2 separate regions of the Homo sapiens genome follow, and region 1 is linked to region 2. Evidence: chromatin contacts called from ENCODE Hi-C or POLR2A ChIA-PET data. All regions are on one chromosome and are shown on one strand. The core of a region is the stretch at or near the end of the contact, and the rest is flanking DNA. Distances in the headings are between cores, read along the strand shown. Region 1 holds the start of OR1F1 (olfactory receptor family 1 subfamily F member 1). Region 2 holds the start of ZNF597 (zinc finger protein 597).

The links. Hi-C counts contacts between places; a loop is a spot of excess contacts on that map. ChIA-PET counts read pairs that join two places held with the same protein, here RNA polymerase II (POLR2A). Pooled maps may share reads with other maps.
Region 1: a loop to region 2 is called in a pooled map, with 4 times the contacts of the local background. The contact joins the promoter of OR1F1 here to the promoter of ZNF597 in region 2. A Hi-C loop is called at or near these places in 14 of 168 maps with a recorded cell type or tissue (CD4-positive, alpha-beta T cell, CD4-positive, alpha-beta memory T cell, CD8-positive, alpha-beta T cell and 9 more), 36 of 37 single-sample maps with no recorded cell type and 17 of 50 pooled maps. POLR2A ChIA-PET finds 5 or more read pairs at or near these places in 13 of 52 experiments (A673, CD4-positive, alpha-beta T cell, CD4-positive, alpha-beta memory T cell and 10 more).

What each region holds. Positions count from the first base shown.
Region 1 is chr16:3,186,828-3,189,527 of GRCh38, forward strand. OR1F1 (olfactory receptor family 1 subfamily F member 1) reads left to right here and starts at 1,377. Exons shown (of 4, transcript NM_001370640.6): 1 at 1,377-1,652. TRP-TGG3-5 (tRNA-Pro (anticodon TGG) 3-5) reads left to right here and starts at 1,267; the gene lies at 1,267-1,338.
Region 2 is chr16:3,442,065-3,444,764 of GRCh38, forward strand. It overlaps ZNF597 (zinc finger protein 597), which reads right to left and starts at 1,440. Exons shown (of 4, transcript NM_152457.3): 1 at 1,296-1,440; 2 at 1,057-1,142. The coding sequence starts at 1,089. It overlaps NAA60 (N-alpha-acetyltransferase 60, NatF catalytic subunit), which reads left to right and starts at 1,616. Exons shown (of 8, transcript NM_001083601.3): 1 at 1,616-1,773. RefSeq lists an enhancer at 1,700-1,849.

The DNA of each region.
Region 1 (2,700 bases), core at 127-2,626, 260 kb before region 2:
GAGAATGAGCAGTTGGACTCTATTCTGTTTCCTTTTTTTTTTTCTTTCTTTCTTTTTTTTTAGACAGGGTCTCACCCTGTCAGGCTGAAGGGCAGTGGCGCAGTCTGGGCTCACTCTAAACTCCATCTCCCGGGTTCAAGCGATTCTCGTGCCTCAGCTTCCTGAGTAGCTGGGACTACAGGCACGCGCCACCATACCAGGCTGATTTTTGTATTTTTAGTAGAGACAGCGGTCTGGCATGTTGGCCAGGCTGGTTTCGCATTCCTGGCTTCAAGTGATCACCCGCCTTGGCCTCCCAAAGTGCTGGGAATACCGGCGGGAGGTACCGCGCCCAGCCTCCTTCACTTTTCTGTGACTTCCAGAGCAGACAATACATAAGACACCGGGAGAGATGCCTGCAGGTGAGTAGACAGGGTTCTCCTTGGCTTCCTTTGAGTCTCAAGGAAGTCACTGAAGCAGCGGGCCCAGCTGCCTTTTACGCCTCACGCCAGCCTCCAGACACACCCATTGCACCATGTACTGCTACTTGGCAAACTTTGTCACGGAAATCCAATGTTTCCAGTTTCTGGGTCCCGAAACTCTTCCCATGCAAGCTCTAGGACAATCTCTTTTTCTCCAGTCTCCACTTCAAGGCTCAGTTGTTTTCCACCTATGGCCCTTAGGGCCAGCCCGAGGCTACACTTGCCAGCCAGAGAGGCTGCGGCAAGCAGCGTTTATGCTCCATAGTCCCAGGTGAGGAAGACGAAGCCTTTTTTGTCATAGATCTTCATTTCTTTTCTTAAATGTCTTTTAAAAATATGCCTATGTAATTTTTTAAAGGATTCGAAATCTATGTAGCCCAGTAATAAGCCCTTAGTTTGTAACTTCGATTGTATTTTCTTTGGATTATCATTTGCCGTTTTAAAACCTTGGATAAAATCTGTGTATTTCCTTTATGATTTCTGACATCTCTATCCTGCCTGGAAATCCTTTTACCTTAGTAATAGGCAAATGCACCTATATATCATACCAGCACGACATTGAAACCACCAGCTCATAACCTCAGCGGGTAACCTTGTTGGTTTACCCAGCAGGAGTAAAGCCTGCCTCGGAAATCTGAGGGTGGCCGCGAACCCACAAGTCAAGATTCGCAGGTGCGCGCGCTAAGGACTGAGCTATTGGGGCGATGGAGAGAGTCTCGCTCTGCGTCAGGGACGGAAGGACGTGTCCCCCACCAGAAAAAGGAAAAAAAAAAAAAAAAAAAGAAAAAAGAAAAAAGGAAGCGGCGGCTCGTTGGTCTAGGGGTATGATTCTCGCTTTGGGTGCGAGAGGTCCCGGGTTCAAATCCCGGACGAGCCCCCTTTTCCTTCTCTTTTTTCCCATTTCGCATTTTCAGCAAGGACAGGAGACTAGGAAGGCGGAGGGAGGCTGCTATTGGCAGGGCCTCAGTGGAGACCTCCCGGGGTCCCGGGACGCAGACGGACGGGCCTGAATCGCTCGCCTTGGTGAAATGGGATCCAGCGCTGCCAACTGCGGCAACTGCGGTTAAAGGAGACGACCCCGTGCAGCAGGAGGAGGTTATTTAGAATAAGGAAGAATGCGCCGGGCTCATTGGTCGCTACAGGGGCATAAATTTTTTCTAGGATTCCAGAGTATGGCTGCTCCAGTCCCAGGTGAGCCCTCCTCCGCTTAAAATTCCAGTTTATTCGGAGAAGGGGAGAATACCGGAAGCGGGGGAGAAGGGAGGGGAGTGAGTGAGAGGAGGGAGGCGGGGAAGACCGGGCATCCGCGGGCAGCACTTCAGTCGGCCCTGGCGGGGTGGGGGTCTCGGCCCTTGTCCCCACCCCCAGACCCCGGGGCCTTCCCACTGAGAGCGAGGGAATTCGCGGCTTTGATCTGGAGGGGACAGGGAGCCCCTTTTAGCCCAGATCTGCTGGATTCTCGGGAGTCAGGTGAAATCTGGATACAGGGAAGGGCAGAGTGACAGTAAAGGGTGCCCCGGAACCGATGCCCGACGCCTGCTGCCCCACGGCCTTCATTCTTGCTCCTCCTCACGTCCTGGGGACTGGAGGTCCCGCCAGCTCCCCCCAGTGAAGGGCAAGGGGGCGCATCGCAGAATCGCCCCTGGTGCGCAGCGTAGTTGGTGGCCTAAGCCGTCTTCTCCGAGAGCTCAGCCATCCTGGGCACTTGAGGCCAGGCAGGCGCTGCGGGGCTGGTTCAGTCGATGGAGAAAAGAGACTCTCAGCGTCAGCCTTTAGGGTTCGAGGCCCACGTGGGAAACTCGCTTTCTGGGTTTTGGCTTCCCTGGGGAGAAGGGAGGACCGGAGCCGGAGAAGCGTGAGGTGCGGCGAGGTAGGGTGCCTGGTAGCTGGTGTCTCGTGCACTCCGTCAGGCCTTTATTGAACACCCATTGGTGCCACGCTGAGGGACTGCAGCGTTTCCAAGGCGAGCTTGCAGTGATCGAGGCTCGCAGACCCTCAGCGCAGCCGCTGCCTGCTATTGGGAGGTTCCCATGTCCTGCGGAAGCTGGAGCTCCTCACTGCGCGCCTCGGAGACGCCGAATCCCCAACTCAAGGCCGAGTGGCGGTGGCGGGCGAGGACCCAGGGCCCTTCTGGATTGTGGTAGCGCCAGGGCTGCTCCCCATTTTGTGCGTCGCGGAGGAGGGGCCGGGGCTCTGGGCTTCCGCCACACCCATCCTCACTTGAAATTGCCCCTTCCAG
Region 2 (2,700 bases), core at 190-2,689:
ACATCCTTCCCTTTGCTATTTCCTCTCGTCCCCATGACACTCATTGCTAAGCTCACTCCAGCACTTCATCCAGGCCTACCCCACCTTCTCTAACGGTGTGATAAATTAATCACTTGGGATTTATTATTACTCAACGAGTGTGGAGTCTAGAAATGTGCTTAATTTAAAAATTCATTCAAATTGGAGAAGTACCAAATCTGTAATTTTGGGAACCATTCCAGAAAGTCACTTTTAATCCTAGCACTTTGGGGAGCCGAGGTGGGAGGATAGCTGAAGGCCAGGAGTTCCTTGGCAAAGCAGCAAGACTCCATCTCCATAAAGAAGTTTTAGGCCGGGCGCAGTGGCTCACACCTGTAATTCCAGCACTTTGGGAGACCGAGGCGGGCGGATCACAAGGTCAGGAGATTGAGACCATCCTGGCTAACACGGTGAAACCCCGTCTCTACTAAAAATACAAAAAATTAGCAGGGCGTGGCGGCAGGCGCCTGTAGTCCCATCTACTCGGGAGGCTGAGGCAGGAGAATGGCATGAACCCGGGAGGCGGAGCTTGCAGTGAGCCGAGATCGCGCCACTGCACTCCAGCCTGGGCGACAGAGCGAGACTCTGTATCAAAAAAAAAAAAAAAAGAACTTTTAAAAGTAGCCAGACACTGTGGTATGCGCGCCTCTCAGATACTCGAGAGGCTGAGGCGTAAGGATTCCCTGAGTTCCAGACGGAGCTATGATATCAGCACTGCACTCCAGCCAGACAAGCAACACTCCAGCGACAAGGCCAGACCCTATCTCCAAACAAAACAAAACAAACAGATAAGACATTGAGAAACTCTCTCAGAGATTCCTCCACAGGTCCCTGCTCCCAGTTGGTAGTTCTGAAAGAAGGAAGTTGGTAAACCATTATGTGTGTGGTCTTGGAACGAAGAACACTTGGTCAAAGGGCTATTTGGGGCTCAGGAGCACTCCTACCACAACAGGCATGCCCAACTCTCCTCCAAAGGAGGGGGTCAGGCAGAGACCGAAAGCAGCAATAAACTTGGACGAAAAAGGTACCTCGACTCACCTGGGCCTCGGGCGTCGGGGGCATGGACGCCATTTGGCGGGTGGGGAATGCCTTCTTCAAGACGCCACAGGGACTTCGTGACAAAGCTGCGGGGGGAGAGAACAGTTCTTAAAGGGACCAATTCCGCTGCCAAGTTCCTCCACTACCCCTAGCCTCCCTCGATTCCCTCCGAACCCCCCCTTAAAAACCTACGCCGACTGCTCCTCCTCTTGGCCCGGCCTCGAAAGGGGCCCACTTACCGCTCCGCGGTTAATAACAGGCCTCGCGCTCCCTGACAGGAGCTGCAGAAAGCGACGCCCGACCGAGACGCGACGAAGAACGCCACGGCCACTGCAAAACTCCCACGCTCTCATGCTCCTTTACGCAGGAGCTGCGGGAAAAGCCGCCGGAAGCGACCCGCCCTCAGCCCTCTCCGCCATCCTGCCCTTTGATTGGTCGAAGTTCTCCCGAAGGGGAAGTCCTTCTTTTGTGTTGACCAATTGAACACCTTAACCGAGGACCTGTAGCCACTGGGCAGCTGCGAGAGGTAGTTTTCCTCCTTTTCTCTAAGCAACCATTTCCGCTTCCGCTGGCGGGGTCTCCTCCGTGAGCTCCGGGCCTGTTTGCCTGCTGAAGTAGAGTCTTAGGGTGACCCCAGGGGGACGTAATGTTTCCGAGAAGAAGGACAGAAAGAAGACTGGGAGACACCGGAACTCGAAAGAAAATCGGTAACAAAATGTGGGTTCGGCCAACAGTGCCCTGTAGGCCTGAAATTTCGGTCTGGCCAGAGCAAGGTGATTGAGAGGGCGGGGGTTCGGGCCTAGCCTGGGCTTGAGCTGTCCTTTGTGTCTTGAGCGGATGGTGGGGCCGTGGAACATGAAGGAGTATCTTTGTGTACGTTCACAACGTTCACATCGGTGTAGGCCAGGTTGCTGGACTCTGACTCAAAGTGTTATAGAGGCATTACGTATTGTACCCGCAGCTGCAGCCTAAGCGAGCTGCTTCAGCTTCCTAGTCACAGGATCCCACGCGAGAATAGAGCCATAGGTTAGCGTCGCAGGACGTTGTTCGCCCCCGGATACCTCACATGCAGCCTACCCTAGAGCCAGTCATTTCCTATTGTGTGCTGGGGGAGGAGGGAGTGCCCTGGTGTAGGCATTTGGAATTGGAAAATTGAGCTCCTCCCCAAGCTCTGCCACTGATTGGTTGGTAATCTTGGCCAGTTTACAACTTTGCTTTCCTCAGCTGCAAACAGCTCAGAGTGCCTCTCTGGGCTAACTCAGAGGGTAATTTCAAAGATTATAAGATAATGTAAGTGAAAGAAATTGCCAGTTTATAAAGGTGTTTGGGGAAAAAAAAAGACGAAAATGATAGGTACCTTGATAGAAAAGCCTGAAAAGTCTCAACATATTTCCTTATTCCAGTGCCAGGCACATTCCTGTATCTAAAAGCTTAATGAATGGCTGCATGGTTATTAAAACAATATTAGGAGATTTGACAACTTAGGTAATGTGATTTTGTGGAATATCTGATAGGATAGTTTCAGCTACAAGTAACAGAAAACCCACCGAAAGGATGTTCAAAGAGCAGTTACAGGTTGGTTAATTCGGTGGCCCAGTGACAACATCAAGGTCCCAGTGCTTCTCTGCCACCCTAAGCATGTTG